Regions from separate parts of the Homo sapiens genome. Here all the other regions are linked to region 3. Evidence: chromatin loops called from intact Hi-C (ENCODE). Cell type or tissue: PC-9. All regions are shown on one strand.

Evidence for each region. Peaks named below come from ENCODE experiments on the same cell type or tissue, not always from the same donor. Only the 100,000 strongest peaks of a DNase experiment are listed, where the experiment ranks them.
Region 1: a loop joins it to region 3, with 12 times the contacts of the local background. A loop is called at or near these places in 4 of 110 quality-filtered maps.
Region 2: it touches region 3 in a loop (25-fold over the local background); 4 of 110 quality-filtered maps call a loop at or near these places.

Annotation. Positions count from the first base shown.
Region 1 is chr6:24,278,375-24,286,374 of GRCh38, reverse strand. The region is part of intron 6 of DCDC2 (doublecortin domain containing 2); the gene reads left to right. Among named protein-coding and RNA genes, the nearest start is that of KAAG1, 75 kb to the left of the region's middle. In PC-9, CTCF peaks have their summits at 2,911 and 3,110; a DNase peak (open chromatin) is centred at 2,974; H3K4me3 peaks cover 325 bases.
Region 2 is chr6:24,520,711-24,528,710 of GRCh38, reverse strand. ALDH5A1 (aldehyde dehydrogenase 5 family member A1) reads right to left here. Exons shown (of 10, transcript NM_001080.3): 7 at 5,786-5,944; 8 at 545-714. Among named protein-coding and RNA genes, the nearest start is that of ALDH5A1, 30 kb to the right of the region's middle. RefSeq lists silencers at 6,208-6,257, 7,627-7,676. In PC-9, CTCF peaks have their summits at 3,525, 3,728 (motif pointing left), 7,362 and 7,564 (motif pointing right); no DNase peak of the experiment used is centred here.
Region 3 is chr6:25,066,928-25,074,927 of GRCh38, reverse strand. No RefSeq gene overlaps it. Among named protein-coding and RNA genes, the nearest start is that of RIPOR2, 130 kb to the right of the region's middle. In PC-9, CTCF peaks have their summits at 3,750 and 3,961; a DNase peak (open chromatin) is centred at 3,987.

The DNA.
Region 1 (8,000 bases), 790 kb after region 3:
GCGATCGGCCTGCCTTGGCCTCGCAAAGTGTTAGGATTACATGTGTGAGCCACCGCACCTGGCCTGAGTTGTAGATTTGAACAACCATGTAATGGTCCTAGTTGAACAGCAGACGTAGCATCACTGTGGTACTTCATCACCCAGCACAGCTTGAACAGAGCAGGTCTCACTGGTGCTGCCAAGTGAGAGAATGGATGAGGGGCTCCTAGAGGAAGATGGTGCGGTGAGAATTACAGAGGGCCCAGGCTTGAGGCAACCTAACTTCACAGGTGCGGGGTCAAAGAGGAGTGAGAAGAATATTTCAGGAGGTGAAAACAATATCAGAGCAACTATAAAGCTAAATAAAACTCATGAATTTAGGGATTGGAAATTGTATTTTGCTTTTTTTGTTTTTCTTTAGGACTTTGTAGCAGAATCCCTTCTGTGTACTGTATAGATATTAGCTTATTAATTCTCACAGTGCAGCTAGAGGAATGATTACAGAGACCGATTGTAATTGAATAAATTGATCAATAAATTGATCCCAAGTCACAGGGAAAGTCGATGTCAGGACCAAAGTCATGACCCAACTCTTTGTATTCACAGTGACTGAACTTTGGAATGATATGTTTAGTATTCTGAAATTTGAAAAACTAAAATTTTAATTAAAAATGTGTAGAGCATTTCCTGCTTTAAAATGCATGTGTAGGTACACACATGCAATTTTTATTTCTTGCTCATTTGTAAGTTTTTTAGACTGTGCTGTGAATACTGTGATACATCAATGTCATCACATCAATTCATCTGATGATTGAATTTTCCAGGTGTATGGCACAGTAGTAAGCCCCAGGGATACAGCAATGAGCGCAAAGATCTGATGCTCTCTCTGATACTCGTGGTCTACTTGAGTAGACAAAAGTGAAACAAGCGATTCCATTAATCAATGGATACTTATGAAGTATAAAAATGAAAGAAAAGTGCACAGTAATATGAAAGACAATAAAAGAAAAACACATTTAGATAGGTGTGTCAGGGGAGGCCTCATGGAGGAAGTGACGTTAAGCAAAGACTCAGTTATAAGGTATATTTGCATCCCATAGAAAGCAAAGTTGTCAAACGTAGTTCCATGCTATGACTTAGAAAAATAAAATGATAGCAGAGTTTGTCCCTCTTTCCACAGTGTTCCCGTAGCACCCTGTATTCATCCACTCCATCCGTCATCCATTCCAAACATACTCACTGAGCTCCTACTAAGTGCCAGGAACTGTAGGCACTGAGCGTATAGTGGTAGATAGATGAGGACTTAGATTTATGGTGCTTTCATTCTAGTGTGTGTGTGTGCATGTATGTGTGTGTGGGGGGGAGGGTATGGATGGGATGAATGGGAGTAGACAGACGATCAACTAGTAAACAAATGTACAAATAGTTTCAAATGGTGATAAATGCTATGGGGAAAATAAAATGTAGCAGGGCATTGATTTATATAAAATTGTCTGAAACTGAGACCTTAATGATATCTAACACAGCCAATTGTGCCAGGGATGAGGCCGGGGAAGAAGAGCATCCAAGGCAGAGGAAACAAAGTCACACAGGCCCTTGCTAAAGAGCCTGGCATGTGAGGAGGGCAGAAAGAAGGCCGTGAATGAAATCGGAGAGGCAGGCAGGGCTCAATCATATAGGCATGCAAAGAGTTTGGATTTTATTTCTTGATGGGGTGCCATTTGAGGGTTATAGGGAGGGAGTGATATAATTTGCTTCAAAAAAAATTTTTTTTTTTTTTTTTTTGAGACAGAGTCTCACTCTGTTGCCCAGGCTGGAGTGCAGTGGCATGATCTCGGCTCACTGCAACCTCTGCCCCACGGGTTCAAGCAATTCCCTGCCTCAGCCTCCCGAGTAGCTGGGATTACAGGCGCCCGCCACCATGCCTGGCTAATTTTTGTATTTTTTTTTTTAGTAGAGACGGGGTTTCACCATCTTGGCAAGGCTGGTCTTGAACTCCTGACCTCATGATCCACCTGCCTCGGCCTCTCAAAGTGTTGGGATGAGAGGCGTGAGCCACCACGCCTGGCCTGCTTTACATTTTTAAGTGCTCATTCTGGCTGTGGTATCTCTAGAGAAATGGTTTGGGGCAAGAATAGAAGCAGGAGGCAGTGGGACACGTACAGGTATGTGATATAGGTGAGTCCGCTAGGTGGCCGCAGTGGGGGCGGACATCTATTATAACTCTTCTTTGAGTATATTGTCATTGACTGATTCGCTGATCCAACAACTATTTATTGAGTTCATATGATGTCCTGGGACTGTTCTGGTGCTTCAGGGCCCAGAGATTCTGAAGTACTAAATGCACGGAGGTTACATTCCAGAAACAAATGCACAATACGTGTGATATACACCAGGGATAAACATGAATAAAAATACATGAAGACATGGGAAGAGGAAGTGAGAGAGGGTGCTATTTCAGCTGGGTGGTTGGAAAGGCCTCTTTCAGGAGGTCACGTTTGAGTAGAGGAGAATAACCCCTGGCACAGTGCCCAGTGCCTGGTAGGTTCTCACAAACTCGGCTTAGGCAGTGTGTGAATGTTTGGCATTGAGCCACACAGAACTTCCTATGCCAGTAAATCCAAAGTCACAAGCTCGATTTTTAACAGGATTAATTTACTCCTTTCCTTTAATGAATTGGTTCCCAGGAGAATGCATGCATTTTATAGATCATTAGCTGCCTGGCACTGCGAGGAGGGGTGTGAGTGAAGGGGACTGTGTGGGGAGAGCTTAGCTTCTGGCTGTAGGAACCACTGCAAAATCCATGGGGAAAGCACCCTAAATTCATGATGCAAATCAAAGGGGACACAGAACTAGAGTTTTAGAAATTTATTTTTCCCTACATGGCTTTCTAGGAATTGCTCTTTTGCATATAGAAGGGAGTGTGGATGAGGGACTGGTAGAGCTTGAGAGAGAAAGAGAGAAAGCAGCTGCCATAGTGTACACAGGGACCCCTGCTGGTGCGTAACTGAGTTGGTCAGGGAGCCTGGGGAATGCCTTGTGCAAAGCAAGACAGACCAGAAGTCATTCCTTTTATAGCCTCAGTGCTGCGGGAGTCACAGAAATTAGCATGTTGAGAAAAATTTTAAGTTGTGATTCTAGCCTTAAAAACAAAAGGAAGATGTAAATAAATTATCTTAAATTCGCTGAGCTTGAAGAATAAACCCATCTGCAGAAGGCTGTTTTCTAGTGACAAGGTGACACCATGTAGAATCATAGCACCCTCTATCGGAAAAGACGAAAAAATTAGGAAAGTATTTGAAAGTGAAAGCCAACGACTAAATGATCTTTTGTTGTCCTTATTACCATTTGGCTTATACATCTTATGGTCAGTAGTTTACAGGATCAAATATTATGATTTCTACGGTTTTGACAAAAAAATTTCGTTATTATTCAAGTATCACAATGTCACTGTGAAGCAAGTTATACACATATTAAGATGAATTCCTTATACTCCAAAACTCCATTTTGCCATGGGGGAAACTGAGGCTGGTATAGGTAAAAGGGCTTCTTACTCTTGTCATCACCAGATATGCAGATGAGAGAAATGTCAGGTGCAGTCCCCGTCTAGTCCCTACCCCCCACCCCCAGCTTATAATGTCTCTGGGTGCACCCATGAAATACATCGTGAAGGCTGCTCACTGAGGCAAACCTCTCACGAAATTATTTTAAATTTGATGTTTTTTGGTCTATATGTTTTTGGCACATTTTCATGGGGACTGGAAATGAGTTTTTATGCTAATGAAAAAAACCTGAGTTGGTTGGATCTAGTTGGAAAGAGCCTAGGGAACTGTTTAAGAAGTATCCCAATCTTGGCCAGGTGTGGTGGCTCACGCCTGTAATCCCAGCACTTTGGGATGCCAAGTGGGGAGGATCATTTGAGGTCAGGAGTTTGAGAGCAGCCTGGCCAACATGGTGAAACCCCTTCTCTACTAAAAATACAAAAATTAGCCAGGTGTGGTGGCGGGTGCCTGTAATCCCAGCTAATCAGGAGGCTGAGGCAAGAGAATCACTTGAACCTGGGAGGCGGAGGTTGCAGTGAGCCAAGATAGCACCACTGCACTCTAGCCTGGGCAGTAGGGTGAGAGTCTCAAAAAAAAACAAAACAAAAAATATCCCAATCTTGGTAGAGTGAGGGATGATTGGAGGCTGTTTTAGGCTTTTTGTTTGTTTGAGCCAGAGATTTGGTATTCCTTTTGGATATACTGATATGCATGTGAGACAAAGGGCAGGACAGTGGTTGGAGTATCTCAAGGGGTCTAGTTTTTGCATAGGACACCCTGTCAAATTAGGCTGCTTCTTGATTTCTTCCACTTTGAGAAAAAGCCATAATTTGTTACTTCTGGGATGGCTGTTTTAGGGAACCATACTATGTAATAGGAGTTTTTAGTGCTTTGGACATTAGAAAGTTTCAGTGTAGTAGAAAAATCAGACCCTTAGAAAGTTAATTTATTTATCTATAAAATGGTGATAATAATACTTATCTATAAATTTGTTAAGTATTTGTGTTAATGTATATGTAGCATGTAAGGGACACCCAGTGATATCGTTTTATTTCTGGGATAGCTGTATGAGATAGCAAAACTCCCCTATCTCTTATGCTCTGCCAATAGCAATGACTATCTATGTATTTGAGTTACAAGTCACATGTGGAAGCCTTACAGAAAGAAAAAGCTCCCTCTCTCCCTTTGTCCTTTCCCCTCTCTAACTATGTATAATTTATGTAATTGTGTAAAACAAATATATGAATTATATGTGTATATAATTTATATATATAGTGTATTATGTATTTTCACATGAACACTTTAGATGAATCAACTTTTTTCTCTTCTCCCCCTTCACCCTCCTTTTTTTTTTTTTTTTTTTTTTCTTAAAAGCATTTAGCTGGGTGCAGTGACACATGCTTGTAATCCCAGCTATTGAGGAGGCTGAGGTAGGAGGATTGCTTGAGTCCAGGAATTTGAGGCCAGCCTGGGGAACATAGCAAGAGCCTATCTTTAAAAAAAAAAAAAGCATTTCAATTATTTTAAATTTTCTAATTACAAAACAATTCTTTCCTGTCTTAGTTTAGTTTACTTTTTACTCACAAAGTTCCTGGAAAGTAGTTATTACTCAATAATTGAATGCATGAGTGTCAACTGCAAAATCTATGCATTATGTAGTGATTTGAATCAATTAGTCTTTCTTGATACTCCAAAATTACCCTTTTTCGAGTGTCTTTATCAGAAATTTGATAAATCGGAACTTTCCTGTCTATTCATAAACAAGAGTGGTGACTTAGAAAGACACGCACTCCAGAGTGGGGCTTCTGCGTCTCCCTTGTCGTGCCCCTTTGTGAGTAATGCTTTCCCCAGAGAACTGCAGAAAATGATCCTGCTGAGCTACAGGGTTTCCCATTCATTGGGTTCCATTCCAGTCCTTGCAAGTTCAACAGCATCTCAGAACATTCTAGTAAGCTTGCTAACGGCGTGTGAAAGGTTGATCTTCTCATCTAAAGCTTTTAAATTTTTAAAATCGACCATGTGCAGTGGCTCACACATGTAAATCCCAGCACTTTGGGAGGCTGAGGTGGGTGGATCACCTGAGGTCAGGAGTTCAAGATCAGCCTGGTCAACATGGTGAAACCCTGTCTCTACTAAAAATTCAAAAAAATTTACCTGGGTGTGGTGGTGTGCACCTATAATCCCAGCTACTTGGGAGGCTGAGGTAGGAGAATCTCTTGAACCTAGGTGGCGGAGGTTGCAGTGAGCCGAGATTGCACCACTTTACTCCAGCCTGGATGACAGAGTGAGATTCCATCTAAAAAAAAATAAATAAAATTTTAAAATCTTGGGATGAAAGACTCCATTGAGAATAAAAGGGACTATGAGACTTGGCTGATGCTTTTGGAACTTCTGCTATAATCGTATATTTCTTCTGCCAGACAGTTTATGGCAGAGCTTAAGTTTCTCAAGAAAGAATCCTCAAAGAAAAGAAAAAAAAAAAAAACCCCTGGTTGCAGTGACCATAATAATTAAATGGAAACTGTATGTTTAAATTGCAGTTGGAATAGGAAATTAAATTACACAAAAAGTGTTATAGATTTGGACAAGTTTTCATACTGTTAATAAACCTATGCATAATTCATTTACTTGTAGGCTATGACAAAATAGCATAAATAACTTCATTTGTAAGGCTGTGAATTTTTCCATTCCTAATTGGATGATGGCTAAATCCATTTAAATGCTTCTGGATGACTGAATATATAAATGCTTAAAATGAACAGTTATAATAGTTTTCTAGGCAGATTTGTTTATTTAATATTACTACATTTACTTTCAGACACAAGCATAGTACAGATGTTGCATAAAGATTACACTCAATACGGTGTGAGTTTGATATGATTTTTAAGAAAAATATTAACTCTCTGCTCTTGAAGACAGCATTCTAATACTTATTAAACAAACACCATACATCACGCACTGTACTAGTCACTCCATAAGCCTTATCATTGCATCCTCATGCTAGACCTAAAGGCAAGTACATTAACTCCACTCAAATGATGAGGAAACTGAGGCTTAGAGAAATTAAGAGTTAGTTAAGGCATGGTCCCTGTGTTCAGTGGCAGAGCAGTAGCTCTCAGCCATGTATCTGGGGTTTCTAAAACTTGCATTCTTTCCACTACCTGCAGCCTCTCACCACATACTCTCAGGTAAGTTTAGCACCTGAGCATCTGAGAGCCAAGGCTGCCTTAGTAAGGGAGTTTCTTGTTCTTTTTCTCTTTTTTCTTTTTGTTAGAGATGGGGTCTCACTTTGTTGCCCAGGCTGGAGTACAGTGGTGTGATCACAGCACACTGCAATCTCAAACTCATGGGTTCAAGTGATCCTCCTGTGTCAGCCTCTTGAGTAGCTGGGGCTACAGGCATGTACCAGCACGCCAGGCTGATTTTTTTAATTGTTAATTTTAGAGATGGAGGGTCCTGCTATGTTGCTTAGTCTGGCCTCAAACTCCTGACCTCCAGTGATCCTCCCACCTTTGCCCCCTAGGTAGCTGGGACTATGCTTAGGCTGGCCTCAAACTCCTGACCTCAAATGATCCTCCCACCTCTGCCTCCTAGGTAGCTGGGACTACAGGCTGGAGCTACCATGCCTGGCAAGAGGGAGTTTCTTGCTGTAGCAGTGGCTCAGTATCAGCACAGCTGTTCCTTGCAGTAGCCCCCAATGTAGTGGCTGCTATGTGGCTCCCCAGGAGCTGTACTGGGCCAGTGATAAAAGCCACCGAAACTCAACCTCCCTTTTGTGTGGAGGAGCCCACTTTTGGCAGCCACAGGGTCTTCATTGTGAGAGACACATGGGGACCAGAGATAACCATGGAAGGTGTGATCACCCAGGCTGCCTTGTGGGAGTAGGGGCAAGCAGCTGCGCAGCTCCCTCAGGAACAAGTGGGGACATGTGGTCGTGAGCCTCTTGAGTCTGTGTGTGGCTCTGGATTTGCGATTCTTAGAGACCATGGTGGTCACCAACAGACTCGTTAATATTGGAGAATTTCTACAAGCAGAGTGTATGGCTGCTTGTAGGATGACATCTATACACCCATAGCGACAACTTGTTACGAAGGTATTTGTAGATTAATTGATCACTGTAGGGGAAGTCACCATTTCTCATCCAATAGACACTGGCTGGTTCTGCAGAAAGGTGCAGGAGTGAGAGGATTGTTAAGGCAGTGGATTTACAGTGGTTTTGGAGGCAGCTGCTCTGCCCCTGACTGGCTACAGGATCTTACACAAGATTTATCCTCTAAACCCCACTTGCTGATCTCTACAGTGACGTGGTAATAGTAGTGTCTATCTCACTAGCATGAGGCTAGTGAGCTAGTAACTAGGGCTAGCATGAGGATTGAGTGAATACAATTTTATAGAATACCTGGTACATATTAAGAACCCAATGATTGTTAGCTATTATTTTTATCCTCCTTCCTCTCCTAGACCCTTTTGCCTCCAGGA
Region 2 (8,000 bases), 550 kb after region 3:
AAAAAAAAGAGTTCAGCAGAAAGTAAGAAAAAGTAAATTAAAGAATTTGAGGCCAGGCATGGTGGTTCACTCCCATAATCCCAGCACTTTGGAAGGCCAACGCAGGACTACCTGAGGTCAGGAGTTCGAGACCAGCCTGGCCAACATGGTGAAACCCCATCTCTACTAAAAATACAAAAAATTAGCCTGGTATGGTGGTGGGTGCCTGTAGTCCTAGCTACTCTGGAGGCTGAGGCAGGAGAATTGCTTTAACCAAGGAGGCAGAGGTTGCAGTGAGCCAAGATCGCACCATTGCACTGCAGCCTGGGCAACACAGTGAAACTCCATCTCAAAAAGAAAAAAAAAATAGAATTTGATAAATTTTATGGTCCAAATAAGTTATGATTTTTTTAAAAACCCATAAATTGCACTCTGCTCTTCAATGGACTCAACACAACTGTCTGCCTCCTGGCCAGACCTCAAAGCAGCCCAGGAATCTCTTTCAGGGTTTCCTATGTTCTCTTCTATTCTTCCTCCCATCTCCCCGCTGGCTGGAGGATCTTACTTGATAACTGGTGCCAGAGGCCCGAAAGTCTCTTCATGAGTGCACAGCATGTCCTGGGTGACATTGCACAGCAGGGTAGGCTCAAAGAAATTTTTTCCAAGTTGGTGTCGTTTTCCACCTGTCACAACGGTGGCACCTTTAGAAACGGCATCATTCACCTGTTTCTCCACCTGTGTAATGAGGAAGAAAAAAAGCTTTCCACATGATACAATCTTTTAGAATGTTTAAACTGCAGAAAACTATAACTAGTTCCATTTTTTTTTCTTTTTCAAAAAAAGTAGGTTAACAATAAAGCATGCTGGTTTCCTTTTGTAGAAGGAACCACATTTGCAGAGATTCAGAAGCAAGAGTGCCACCTTCCTCCTTGGTCTTTGATATCTTCTAGCTGTTTGATCTTCCTATTTGTTGAATGGTCTAATATATATTCGCTTCTTTCTAGGCCTGCGGCTCAGCCGTTTGCTTGGATTTGCTTTCATTGCATTCTGCGGTTATTTCTAGCTTCTTGGATCCCATGTTGTCCTATTTCCTGAACTGAGTTTTTGTTGCTTTCTGACACACATAATCTCAAGTAGTTGTTATTTATTTATTTGTTTTTGAGATGGAATCTCGCTCTGTCACCCAGGCTGGAGTGCAGTGGCATGACCTTGGCTCACTGCAACCTCTGCCTCCCAGGTTCAAGCGATTCTCCTGCCTCAGCCTCCCGAGTAGCTAGGATTATAGGCACCCACCACCGCGCCCGGCTAATTTTTGTATTTTTAGAAGAGACAGGGTTTCATCATCTTGGCCAGGCTGGTCTCGAACTCCTGACCTCGTGATTCACCCGCCTTGGCCTCCCAAAGTGCTGGGATTACAGGAGTGAGCCACGAGGCCTGGCCAAGTAGTTGTTTTAAAAAAGATGCACTGGATGTGGTCTAGTTTCTGAATTTTCATACACCAAGTTTCTGGTGTTTTGTACTCCACCTGATTGATAATTTGCTTGAGTACAGAATTCTGATACAAAATAACTTTCAGAACTTTGAGTGCACTTCTCCACTTCCGGTGTTGCTGAGGAAGTTTGAGCCAAAAATGGTTCTCACCCTTTTTCTTCTTGATAGCTTTTTCCTCTCTGAAATCTCCTAGGATCTTCTATGCTCTGATATTCTAAAATTTTAGCAATACTATATATATATATATATATATATATATATATATACACACACACATATATATATATTAGATATATATATAGAATATATAGTAGATATATATAGAATATATATATAGTAGATATATATATAGAATATATATATAGAAGATATATATATATAGAATATATATATATAGAGAAGATATATATATATTCCCTTTTCATTCATCCTACTTGGTAAGCAGTGAAATCTTTCAATCTGCAGAATAATTATTTTCCCCTAACTCTGAGAAGTTTCCATCTATTATTTACTTGGTAATGTCACTTCCTCCATTTTCCCAATTATTTCACTCCAGAACTCCTACTACTGGACGGGTATTAACAGGAGTTCAGATTAGTTCTGATTTTTTTTTGCATTTCTATTATATTTTTTGCCTCTCTATAGTTTGCTTTAAACTCCATAAGATCTCCGAAATTTTATCATCTACTTCAGGTACCGAATCTTGTGACAGTCATATGTCTAATTTCTACAGACTCTTTGTTTTCATTGCTTCATTTCCTAGAACATACTTCTTTTTTTATTATTATTATACTTTAAGCCTAGAACATACTTCTTATTAACAGTTTACAGATGTACTATCTTCCCAAAACTCTTGCAGGACACTATGAGATTTTTAGAAAATTTCCTTCCAGTTCCCTAATTTATCTGCTTCCTTCAGGGACTATTCTGTTTGTTCTTCCTGACCTTTCCTCTTATGTGCTGGTGGTTTTCCCATCATGATCCTTGGTTGTTCATCTTTCTGAATGAAGGACTGAGTTGTCGAAACTAACCTGGTCAGCTCCTTCTCAGCTCCAGCAGTGTGTTTGGGGGACACACACACACACAAGGACTGGGTTGATCAATTTGGGGATGTGTGGCATGAGTGGTCTTTGCTGTTTTAAGCTTGGGTTTATTCTAACTTGCAGGCTTCACATAAGGGCAGCTCCCTTCCCCAAAAGGCAAAGTCGAGAGAGCCCTACCCTGAGGTACCTAGCCTCGCTCTTGAAGCTGTAGTCTGCCTAGATACCTACTATATTTCTTCAGAAAAGCTGTCCTGCCCAGAACAAATGCCTCTGCTGTCTCATGTGTCTTGGTGGTGGTCGTGGTGAGAAGGGATGGTGGGAATGACCCAGAAAATTGTGCAGAAGTAGAATCAACCAGCTTCATCTCCTCCCCTCCTCCTATTCCTACTTTCTGTAGCCACCAATTCTAGAAAGGCTCTGTCGTTTAAAATGGCACCAATTTCCTCTGCAGGGTTCCCCTGGGTAGACCCATCTATTTTGACTTCTGTTTTGACTTCTGTTTTGTTGCTCAGGCTGGGCTGGGGTGCACTGGTGCGATCTCTGCTCACTGCAACCTCCGCCTCGTGGGTTCAAGAGATTCTCTTGCCCCCGCCTCCTGAGTAGCTGGGACTACAGGTGCTTGCCACCACACCTGGCTAATTTTTCTTTTCTTTTTTTTTTTTTTTAGAGATAGGGTTTCACTGTGTTGGTCAGGCTGGTCTCAAACTCCTGACCTCAAGTGACCCACCCGCCTCAGCTTCCCAAATGCTGGGATTATAGGCGTGAGCCACTGTGCCCGGCCCTCAGCTGAATTTTCTATAGGGTTTCAGGAAGGTAAATATAGGTGTGAGTGCATTCTGTCTTTGAGACTGACTCTTTTGAAATCCATGCCCCTCCTGCAATGCTCTCATAGTGCATCACCTGCAACTAATCCCCATCGGCTAGGATGGCTTACTTTCTATGAATTTTATATTATAAAAATAATTCTACTTAACAAAAATACCCCCTTCCTCCCCAAATATAATCTGCTCTGCCCTTTTCTTGTCATATTAATGTGAGATGCAGTGTTTTTTTCCTAGAACCCACTCTATGACAGTATGTACACTAAAGCCAACACAATGAAGTGTTTTTAAACAAGGTGGTTTCCACCAAATTTCTCTCCAGCAAAAAAGAAATCTCGCTGTCTGCTTGTTTGAAGTCCTGGCGTACAGCACCATCTGGAGGACAATGTCTGCGTCTTCCCTTTGGGGAAAAAAATCTTCAAGACAGAGTGGTTTCCCAGACTGGCTGCAAACTAGCATCATACTGGGGCACTTAGAAAATGCCAATGCCTAGGCTGACTACACATAAATTAACACCTAGTCTTCTTGGATGGGTCCCAGGCAACTGTAGTCGATAAAGGCACGGTGTGAGTTAAGGACCACCACTCTAGGACTTGAACCACAGCTGGCCTAGACCCAAATTGCCTTCACTAGACAAGTGAATACCCCTGCCTTGTCCCCAAGGTCCAAAGTCACCTCTAAAATGCAGGTGGTTCCAATGTAAATTTTAATGTATTTTCTTTATCTAGAGTAATCCCAAGACAGTAACTAGAAATTTATCAGAGCTCTGTCAAACCTCGAGGCTTCCCTGGGTTTCCCAAGGCAATGGATGTGGGTTCAGCTGAGTTGACTGCCCACGGGGTGGAGGCAGCCATGGAGTCAGGGCTTGGTTCTCAGGCTCTGAGGAGGTTGAGGAACAGCGGTGGGGCTGTGCTTCCCATGATGAGTACTGACTTGGCTGTCACTTGCTTCTGGTTCTTCAGTTGCATCCAGGGGCTGGCTGTGCCTCCACTGTGTGTCTCCCTCTGACCACCTCTCCTCCCTTCTTTCCCACACACAATCTTCAGCTTCTACTGTCTTCCTGATTTAAAATATTCCGTTAAAACCATTTCTGGGTAGGCATGGTGGCTCACGCCTGTAATCCCAGCACTTTGGGAGGCCGAGGCAGGTGGATCACCTGAGGTCAGGAGTTCGAGAGCAGTCTGGCCAACATGTGAAACCCCAGCACTACTAAAAATACAAAAAGTAGCCAGGCGTGGTGGTGGGTGCCTGTAACCCCAGCTACTCGGGAGGCTGAGGCAGGAGAATCAATTGAACTCAGTGGGGCGGAGGTTGCAGTGAGTCAAGACTCACCACTATACTCTAGCCTGGGCAACAGAGCGAGACGCCGTCTCAAAAAAAAAAAAAAAAAACACAAAAAACTGGATGTTTGATATTACAAGAAACTTTCTTGTGACTCCAAAATGGATTTTTTTAAAACAGTAGAATAAGGAGAGAAGTCTCATATAGCTAGTAGTATGGATTATAACATTTTTTTAAACAAACAAATCTTTCCTAAAAGCAGTTTCCCCTCAATATCTCTAAATCCTGAACGCGGCATCTGTGATTCTGCACCCCCGGCTGGGATACTTTCATGAAGGACTGTTTTAGACAGGGATTTTGTCATCAAGAGAAGAAAGAACAGGACAACATCAGCATTACAGCCGAAACGCAAACCATCTCAAAACCAAGCCAGTCTTCCATTCCATAGGTGTTCCAAAAGATGAATGAACTTTGTCTCAAGATCCTAATTGCTGAGGCAGTGAGGGATAGAATTATCATCACTATAACAAAATTTAGGGAGGACAGTAAAGAGCTACAGTGACAGACCGCATGGGGACTTGGTGCAATGGCAGGGCTATAGCAGCTCATGACCAGACAACAACCCGATTCATATAACTGGTAGGCAGAATTCACTTTTCTCAGGTTTCTCCATTGTTTACAAAATAGGCTTGCTGGGCACTTTACCAAAATGACTTTTTTGTTTTCATTTTTTTTTTTTGCCTTTTAACATCATTTTTTTTAGCTATTATTAATTTTTTACTTATTTTAACCTTTGTGGTTTTTGTATGAAAACATCATTGAAAATTCCATTCGATTCCATGTATAGATGTAGATCTCTCATACTCTATACTCTAATCAGGATAGTTAGCACATCTATCGCCTCAAACATTGATCATTTCTTTATACTGGGAACGTTCAAAATCTACTCTTCTAATAATAGCTATTTGAAAATATACAATACATTGTTGCTAATTACAGTCATTCTACAGTGCTGTAGAACACCAGAGCTTATTCCTTCTGTCTAGCTGTAATATTCTGTCAACCCACCCCTCTCTATCCCCACCCCTCCAGCCAAAGTGTTTTTTGCTGATTAAGCTTTTCATATTGAAACCATGAAATTTACTTTCACAAATAATACAATATACTTACCTTTTCTACCGCTTTTTCATTAATTAATGGGCCCTGAGTAGTTCCTTCCTCAAATCCATTACCTACGCGCAGGTTCTTCTTCATGGCCTCGGCGAATGCTTTTACAAAGGCATCATGGATGCCCCTTTGCACCAAGAATTGGTTTGAGCAAACACAAGTCTGGACAGGAGACAAAAACAAACCCACACAGTCTGTCAGAAGCTGCAGACCTGACCAGTGAACGTGTGGCTGCTACCGCCTCTCTGTGAAAACACTTCCCTCGGTGGTTGTCATGTGCTCAAACTGCCATTTTCCTCCTCACGTGGGCTTGGCCCCAAAGATAAAAGCACTGAGTCAGTGCATGTTCCCCTCCAGTTCCCTCCACAGCTGCTATGCTACACAGCTGCTATGCATCAGTGATTAGTTGGCAATAAGCACCTGTACACACACACACACACACACACACACGAAAGAAAAGAAAAAAAAGCCACCCAATCCATGTTTTTTTCAAATGGCTTTTATTTTGTTTCCCTGGGGGGTGGGGAAAGAGTGCAATTCTCCTAGGAGACTGTGATGCTGCAGCAACAGCAGAGGCTAAGAGGAATGTGGTCCAACACCAACTTATAGTCTTTTGTTTTGCTGACACAGGGTCTCGCTCTGTCGCCCAGGCTGGAGTGCAGTAGTGATGAGTTCACTGCAGCCTTGACCTCCAGGGCTCAAGTGATTCTTCCACCTCAGCCTCCCAAGTAGGTGGGACTATAGGCACTTGCCACCATGCCCAGCTAATTTTTAATTTTTTTTGGCTGGGCGCAGTGGCTCATGCCTGTAACCCCAGCACTTTGGGAGGCTGAGGTGGGTGGATCACCTAAGGTCAGGAGTTCGAGACTAGCCTGGCCAACATAGTGAAACCCATCTCTACTAAAAATAGAAAAATTAGCTGTAGTCCCAGCTACTCAGGAGGCTGAGGCAGGAGAATCTCTTGAATCCGGGAGGTGGAGGTTGCAGTGAGCTGACATCATGCCACTACACTTCAGCCTGGGCAACAGAGTGAGACTCTGTCACACAAAAAAAAAAAAAAAAAAAAAAAAATTGTAGAGACAGAGTCTCACTCTGTTGCCCAGGCTGGTCTCCAACTCCTGGGCTCAAGTGATCCTCCTGCTTTGGCCTCCCAAAATGCTGGGATTACAGTTCTGAGCCACCATACCTGTCCCCAAGTTGTAGCCTTACAGTGTAATTGATGGTAACATATATTGACATTTTGTATTTATGAAGGAAAATATACTTATTTCAGACAAAACCAAGCTTATTTAGGTTATGTGGAAGGGAAAAACTTAATTACCAAAGGCCAAGGCAAGGATGAAAATTATTTGATAGAGAATATCACACATTTCAGTTTTTTCACAATATAACCTTTCAGGGATATTTACTCTGTTTCTAGAATGCATTTAAAATTACATATTGATGGTACTTTTAAGATGAATGCTTAAGAATATTTAAGAAGGCAGGACCCTGGCAGCAGCTTGGATAGAACTGGAAGACAGGAGCCTTGGCTCAGAGTCCCAGCTCCTCAGCAGATTTGACACTGTGGCCCAAAGACGTCTGATCTCTAAGTCACTTTTTCTTTCTAGAGTTTCATTTCCTCATCTCTAAAATGCAACGTTTGTAGAGCTGATAACTGTGAAGGTCCCTGACAGATCAAATATTCCAGGATTTCCTAGGAAGACATGAGCTCAGGCCTCTGGTCTCCCAGGACAGCCTGGATGCTCCTCTAAAACACTGCTGGCGTGGGCCTGTGCCCTGTAGAGGGCACCTCTGAGGCTCCCTCCATCTCGGGACAGCGAGGCCCCACTGGGTCATAGCAGGCAACAGGGTTTTGAGTTATTCCAGCCACCACCCTCCTCAACATTTTCTTACTTTCTTTCCCTTGGCCTCAGAGACCCCAATTGTTCAAGGCTGTTCTGTGTCTGAGGAGATTATATCCGTTCAGTAGAAAAAAGATCAATGAAAGAAAACTATAAAAATAACCAGATTAAAAGGATAGGGGAAAGAAGAAAACAGAGAACAATTTGACTAAAGGACATCTGCTGTTCAGAAAATTATTTGAAGCCAGGGACTGTACCTTATTTTGGGGGGGCCCCTCTGAGCCTAGTATAACCCTGGTAATAAAAAGTAAGGCATATACTAAATATTTGCTGAAAGAGTCAATGAATAAAGAATGAATAATGGAAGGAACCCA
Region 3 (8,000 bases):
AAACCCTAGAAGAAAACCTAGGCAATACCATTCAGGACATAGGAATGGGCAAAGACTTCATGACTAAAACACCAAAAGCAATGGCAACAAAAGCCAAATTTGACAAATGGGATCTAATTAAACTAAAGAGCATCTGCACAGCAAAAGAAACTACCATCAGAGTGAACAGGCAACCTACAGAATGGGAGAAAATTTTTGCAATCTACCTATCTGACAAAGGGCTAATATCCAGAATCTACAAAGAACTTAAACAAATTTACAAGAAAAAAACAACCCCATCAAAAAGTGGATAAAGGATATGAACAGACACTTCTCAAAAGAAGACATTAATGCGGCCCACAGACATATGTAAAAAAGCTCATTATCACTGGTCATTAGACAAATGCAAATCAAAACCACAATGAGATTCTATCTCATGCCAGTTAGAATGGCAATCCTTAAAACATCAGGAAACAACAGGTGCTGGAGAGGATGTAGAGAAATAGGAACACTTTTACACTGGTAGTGGGAGTGTAAATTAGTTCAACCTTTGTGGTTGAGGATCTAGAACTAGAAATACCATTTGACCCAGCAATCCTATTACTGGGTATATAACCAAAGGATTATAAATCATTCTGCTATAAAGACACATGCACACGTATGTTTATTGTAGCACTGTTCACAATAGCAAAGGCTTGGAACCAACCCAAATCCCCATCAATGATAGACTGGATAAAGAAAATGTAGCACATATACACCATGGAATACTATGCAGCCACAAAAAATGATGAGTTCATGTCCTTTGCAGTGACATGGATGAAGCTGGAAACCACCATTTCCAGCAAACTAACACAAGAACAGAAAACCAAACACCACATGTTCTCACTCATAAGTGGGAATGGAACAATGAGAACATATGGACACAGGGAGGGGAACATCGCACACTGGGGCCTGTTGTGGGATGGGTGGATAGGGGAGGGATAGTTGATGGGTGCAGCAAACCACCATGGCATGACCTGCACATTCTGCACATGTACCGCATAACTTAAAGTATAATAAAAAATAAATAAAATAAAAAGAAATGAAATAGTGGCATTCACAGCAACCTGGATGAAACTGGAGACCATTATTCTAAGTGAAGTTACTCAAGAATGGAAAACCAAACATCGTATGCTCTTGCTTATAAGCAGGAGCTAAGCTGTGAGAATGCAAAGGCGTAAGAATGATAAAGTGGACCTTGGAGACTCGGGGAAAGGGTGGGAGGAGGGTGAGGGACAAAACACTACACATTGGGTACAGTGCACACTGCTCAAGTGAATGGGTGCACCAAAATCTCAGAAACCGCTAAAGAACTTATTCATGTAATCAAACACCACCTGTTCCCCAAAAACCTATTGAAATTAAAAAAAAAAATTGTGCTGAAAAAAAAAAGTGCAAGGTGAAGCAGTAAGTGCTGATGTAGAAACTGTAGCAAGTTATCCTGAAGATCTAGTTAGGATCATTGATGAAAGTGGCTATACTGAACAATAGATTTTCAATATAGATGAAACAGCCTTCTACTGGAAGAAGATGCCAGCTAGGACTTTCATAGCTAGAGAGGAGAAGTCAATGCCTGGCTTCAAAGTACAATGTGAATCTTTTGCTCAGGGCTAATGCGGCTGGTGACTTTAAGTTGGAACTAAAGCTCATTTACCATTCTAAGAACCTAGAGCCCTTAAGAATTATGTCACATTATTCTGCCTGTCCTCTATCAATGGAACAACAAAGCCTGTTTTCAGGTAATACACTTGTTTTCAGTATACGTTACTAAATATTTTAAGCCCACTGTTGAGACCTGCTACTCAGAAAAAAATTATTTCTTTCTAAATATTATTGTTCATTGACAATGTGCCAAGTCACTCTGGTGCTGTGATGGAGATATACAAGGAGATTAAGGTTTCATGCCTGCAAACACAACATCCATTCTGCAGCCCATGGATCAAGAAGTAATTTTAACTTTTAAGCCTGATTATTTAACAAATACATTTCATAAGGCCACAACTGCCATTGATAGTAATTCCTCTCATGGACCTGGGCAAAGTAAATTTAAAACCTTCTGAAAGGATTCACCTTTCTAGATGCTACCAAGAACATCTCTGATTCATGGGGAGGATGTAAGAATATCAACATTAACAGGAGTATGGAAGAAGTTGATTCCAACTCTCTTGGATGACTTTGAGGGGTTCAAGACTTCAGTGTATGAAGTAACTGCAGGTGTGGTTGAAATAGCAAAAGAACTAGAATTAGTAGTAAATCCTGAAGATGTGACTGACTTGCTGCAATCTCAAAACTAACAGATGAGGAGTTGTTTCTTATGGATGAACAAGGAAAATGGTTTCTTGAGATGGAATATACTCCTGGTGAAGAGGCTGTAAACACTGTCCAAATGACAACAAATGATTTAGAATATAACATAAACTTAGTTAATAAAACAGTGGCAGGATTCGAGAGGATTGACTCCAATTTTGAAAGAAATTCTACTGTGATTAAAAGGCTATCAAAGAGTATCACATGCTACAGAGAAATCCTCTGTGAAAAGAAGAGTCAATTGATGTGGCAAACTTCATTGCTGTCTTATTTTAAGAAATTGCACCAGCCACCCTAGCCTTCAGCAACTACCACCATCAAGGCAAGGCCCTCAACGAGCAAGATTACAACTCGCTGAAGGCTCAGATGATCATTAGCATGTTTTTTAGCAATGAACCATTTTTTAAATTAACATATATAATTGGTTTTTAGACATAATGCTCTTGCACATATAATGGACTATAGTATAGTATAAACATAACTTTTATATGCACTGGGAAACCAAAAAATTTGTGTGACTCATTTTATTATTTGTTTTCTCGCGGGGGTCGGGAATCAAACCCACAATAACTCTGAGGTATGCCTGTAAATAATATATAATGTATATATGCATGTGTGGGTGTAAGTGTGCATGCATGTGCATGTGTGTGTGTGTGTGTAACTCCAAGGACAAAGATGTGAAGCACTTACACCAATCTATTAACAGGGAGAAGAAAGACAGGAAGGTAATGGAATCTTCTACCTCTTACTCTATATGCTTCTGTACCATTTAAATGTATTACTATAAAGCATTTTTATATTTGTTGTGGAATTAGAAAAACAAAAACATTAGTATATATAACATTGTAAACCCTTAACTCTACCGCTGTAACTCAGTTATAATATTTTTAGTATTCTTTTCTAGCTTTATTAAATATTTCTATTTTTAGTTAGATATTTTATATCTTCTTAGACATCATGTTTTCATATTACTACATGTTAAAATAATTATAATATTCCATATTCTGAATGAGCCATAGCTTCAACTTTTCTTCAATTGTTGACTATTAAACAATCTTATGAAGATACCATCCATATTACATTTTTCATGTTTTAAATTCTTTTCTTGCAAGAAAATTCTTGAAATTGGATTATGGAATCAAAGGATATGAACAATTGTTCTGATGCATCTCAGTCTTCCAGTGAATGTGCAGGCCCATGTAACATGGACAGTCTTCTGTGTTCTACCTAAACATATATTTCCCACGGTGCTCCACAATGTTAATTCTGCAGAAACTACCACTCTGCTGTTTGCAAATGTTACTCGTGCACTCTTTCTTTTCCAAAAATGCCTTCAACACCTTTAAGGGGATAATGTTTTCTGAGAAACAACGAAAACCTTATTCAGTGCCTCCATATATTCTAAAGCATTAACCAAACGTAAGAAAAAAGATATCAGAACTTTGCCTTCTTGTCATGGCCATGTTATTATTTTAACAGCTAAAAATCAAGGTTAGTTGAACCAAAAAAATAGTTAAACTAGAATTGTAAGAATAAGTATTTTCCCTGTGGACTCAATTTTAATTTGAATGGAGAAAATGCTACCTTGAACAGTTGCAAGTAGGTACATTAGGAAACTGCAATGAGCCTATGTTGTCGACAGGTGGCGGAAGAGGACCACATCAAAACCCTGCGGCCGGCACACTAGTTCCTTTTTGCCCCTTTGAAAGCTGTAGCTGTGGACTCCATGAGGACTTCAAAGTAATTAAAGCGGCTGCCTTTCACCTTTTCAAGAGTTTGTTTCATCTGATGTATCTAGGAAGAGAGGGGCTTCCTTTGGGGTCCCAGTGGTCCCTTGGAAGCTCTCCCTTGAGTCTTCACACAGATACCCCCTCCACCCTGTAGCGTCCTGTTCACCCCACTGCCTTGCAGGCTGATGTGCGGCACGCTTCACCGAAGCTTTTGGGTATTTAAGGACACTACAGAGCAGAAGGTTAAAAATTAAAGTTTTATGCTAAGTATGACTTCCTCTTATTTTGGTGAAAAACTAACCTTCCTTCCTTCCTTCCTTCCTCCCTCCCTCCCTCCCTCCCTTCCTTCCTTCCTTCCTCCCTCCCTCCCTCCCTCCCTTCCTACCTTCCTCCCTCCCTTCCCTTCCTTCCCTTCCTTCCTGAATGAGATGGAAGATCTCACTATGTCTCCCAGGCTGGCATCAAACTCCTGGGCTCTATCAGTGTTCCCACCTCACCCTCCCTAGTAGCTGGGACTACAAGCATGCCCCACCACACCCATCTCTAAGGCTCCCTTCACAGGAGGGTGCTTTGGGATGCACACAACTCCTAATCATTATTTCCTGCTCTCAAATCCAGGCCTCTTTATAGGGAGAGGGAAAAAAATGTATCTCTCCTTCCTATCTCACCCAGGCATTCTTCACCCAAGATTTAGGAGACCTCTTCCACTCAAAGGAACTCATCCTAGGACCTCATAGGAACTCATCCTAGGACCATGCCTGTTCCTAGGCAGTGCATTTCCAAATGAAATATTCACACTAATAATTCCTCAATGGCTTCATAGATGCAATCAGCCACCACCTGTATCACTGCAAGACCCCGGGGTCCATGGCTGAGAGGGAGGGAGCCCTGCTGGCTTTGGACTTCAAGGCCTCCTGGCATCCAGGGCAGGCAGGTACACTCTTAGTATGGCTGTCTTAGAGATCTTCCCATGGCTAAACATGCAGGTGAAGGTGGACTCAAACCCACAGACCTTTGAGCAATAAATGTTTATTTTCCCAGAAAGTTGTCTCCATTTTTAGGAAGGAAGGGATATTTTCCTAACTTGCCAAGCAGAGGAGTTCAAACGTCACTTTATTAGGCAAAGCAATGTTATTTCTTGTGTTTTGAAGTCACTTCTCCCCAACCACCCCCCGAGCCGTTTTTTTTTTTTTTTTTTTTCAAATTATGCATCTTTAGGCCAACCAGGAATAGGAAAGGGGCCTATGTCTAAGACATTCATTTCTTAATGAACATTCCCTTCAGTACACAAAAGCTAGACTCCCTTAACTTTGAAATGCCATGTTGTAGGGGGTAGGTTCTTAGGGTCCTCCTCAGCCTCAGCCTGTGGGCAGGTGGGAGTTGGGTAGTTTTGTTCTTTCACTTACATAACTAAAAAACCAAGATGGGAGGACTGGACGCTCTGTGTAACCACAGATATCACGCCATTGAAGGGTGCAGTCCGAATGAGAGAGTCTCATGTGTTAATAATTATCTGCTACTCACAAAATGGTAGCCCTGCCCAGTAATCCAGCTAAGGAGCTAAAAAGAGAATTTTTCATTTTTGAGGCATGGACCTACCCCATCTGGACCTGTGGAGAGCCTGTTTCCATTAAAACAGCATTTACCAACCTGGTCATTTCAGTAGCTGTGATTGGCTCAGGTGAATGAAACTTAGCAGTAAAAATTTTCATTTATCTCTTTTGCATGGAAAAACCTTTAAGACTGGGGTAAATGTGCTTCCACAAAATAGGTCAAGTAAATTCTTATAAGGCCAAGCAATGAAGCAATGTTTCCAGGGGCCTCAGGCCAATAGTTCTGTAGGAAAAAAAAATGAAAATATCAGTGGCCTCGCAAGCCAGGAACAAACATTTTGTTGCCCTCTGGGTAGATAGATGTTATTAAGCATTAAGTTCAACTAGACATTTGGGACTCAATGATTAGGGCATTTGTGACCATTGCAACAGTGAGTCCCAGCTGCCCGAACCCCACCAGCTAAAGTATCCACAGCTCTGGTGCATCTCTGTAGAACTTACAGTGAATTCTGGAAATGGTACATGCCTAATAATAATTATGTTATCATTGTACACTTTTTTTTTTTTTACAAAGTGTTTATGAAGACAGACATGCTTCAATAACATTACCTAGGAAATGTAGCATTTGCGTTCCCGCCCAGAAGAGAACTATTTTGAGCTTGGTTGGGTCCCATCTGGAATTGACTTTTCCCATTAAAAGGACAAAATACTAAACTTTACTCTTATTTCTCGCTAGTGACTTGGGGCAGAAAAGAGGTAACTGGAGAAAAAGTGTCCTGATTAAGGAGAAAGAGCAGTACTACAAAATTGGGCAAATAAAGGGAGAAATCCTTCCCGGGATAATAATTCATCCTGGGCTTATATTTTGTAAAGCTTATTACAGAAAGCGAAAACTCCTTAGGGATATAATTGCAAAAACACTCTGAACTTATAGTGCTACACCAAAATGAAGAATTTGCTTTGATGCATGATTAGTTTTAGCATTTATCCAAATTTAGTCCCCTGTAGAATAAGAATAACTTTGGACACAGAGGAGATATGAACTGGATAGCCAGAGATAAATAGAAACACAAATCAGAACAGAGCAGAGGTCATTCTTATCGCCATACTCAGCTAAGGGTTTTCATCAATTTATATTGGAAATGAATGAACAATTCATACTAAAAACTCATGGTATCATTTACAGTTTACCATGTATAACGTTCAAAGTAACTGTAAGGAAACCTACAACTGATTCTCATTCTAGAGTGTGGATTTGATTTCAACTCCTGTGCTTGTGTTTATAGGCTCAGGATTTGAAGAACCCTTGGGTGGTGGTGGATGAGATGACTCCTTTAGGGGGCTCTGACTCGCCACTGAGACAAGATCCTGGGTCTCTATCCTGGCTAACACGGTGAAACCCTGTCCCAGCTACTCAGGAGGCTGAGGAAGGAGAATGCCGTGGACCCGGGAGGCAGAGGTTGCAGTGAGCCGAGATAGCGCCACTGCACTCCAGCCTGGGAGACAGAGCGAGACTCCATCTCAAAAAAAAAAAAAAAAAAATCCTGGGTCTCAGACAGAGTAGATCAGGTGAGGTGAGCAGCAGCTCCTGTTCCTTCTGGAGCGTCACACACCCCATTTCCACAGCACTCCTTTCCTCTGAGCCAGTTATAGCTCCCATTAAGTTTCTTCTTTCTTTGCATCTGTCAAGACCTCCACCATCCTCAATGCTTACCTCCGTGGCATCCCCAGCCTGCACCTCTCCTTCTCCAAACCCCCATCACACCATACAACTGAGCCTCCAGTTGATGGCTGGCCATTTAAGGTGAGTTAGTGTTGACTCCTCTGCAAGCGCTGGAAGTCAGGGACTACATCTTATATTCTGCGGTCATACTGCCTAACACAGTGACATTTTCAGTTAATCCTTAGCAATAACAGCTAGCATTTATCAAGTTTTATGATGTATCAGGTGCTTTGTTAAGCATACAACATACATTGTTTCTTTCAAGATACAAAGATTTTGTTATCTCTGTGTTGTCAATGAAAAAACTAAGGCTCAAAGAGCTAGTTAACTAGACAGCCCAGTGTCACGTTATTCATATGAATCCACTCGTGTCTTCCTCTACGTGAGGCAGGTTTCTCCTATGCCCTCTGCATGGGTGTAGGGGAAGGTGGTTCTGGTGATTTCATCTGGCCCCAGGACCTTTGCAAGTTCGTAGCATACTCCCAGTGTGCCCACAAAACCTGTGCTTTGCAATGCTAAAGGCATTTCTGGAGACATGAGAGTGGCTAGGTGGGAGGGGAAGGGCTCAGGAGGCCTGGAAATAAGTTCCCAAAACACAAGCATTGGTTTAGGAGGAATTCGGAATTGGTTTAGGAGGAATTCTCCCTCTCCATCCTGTATCTGCTGCTT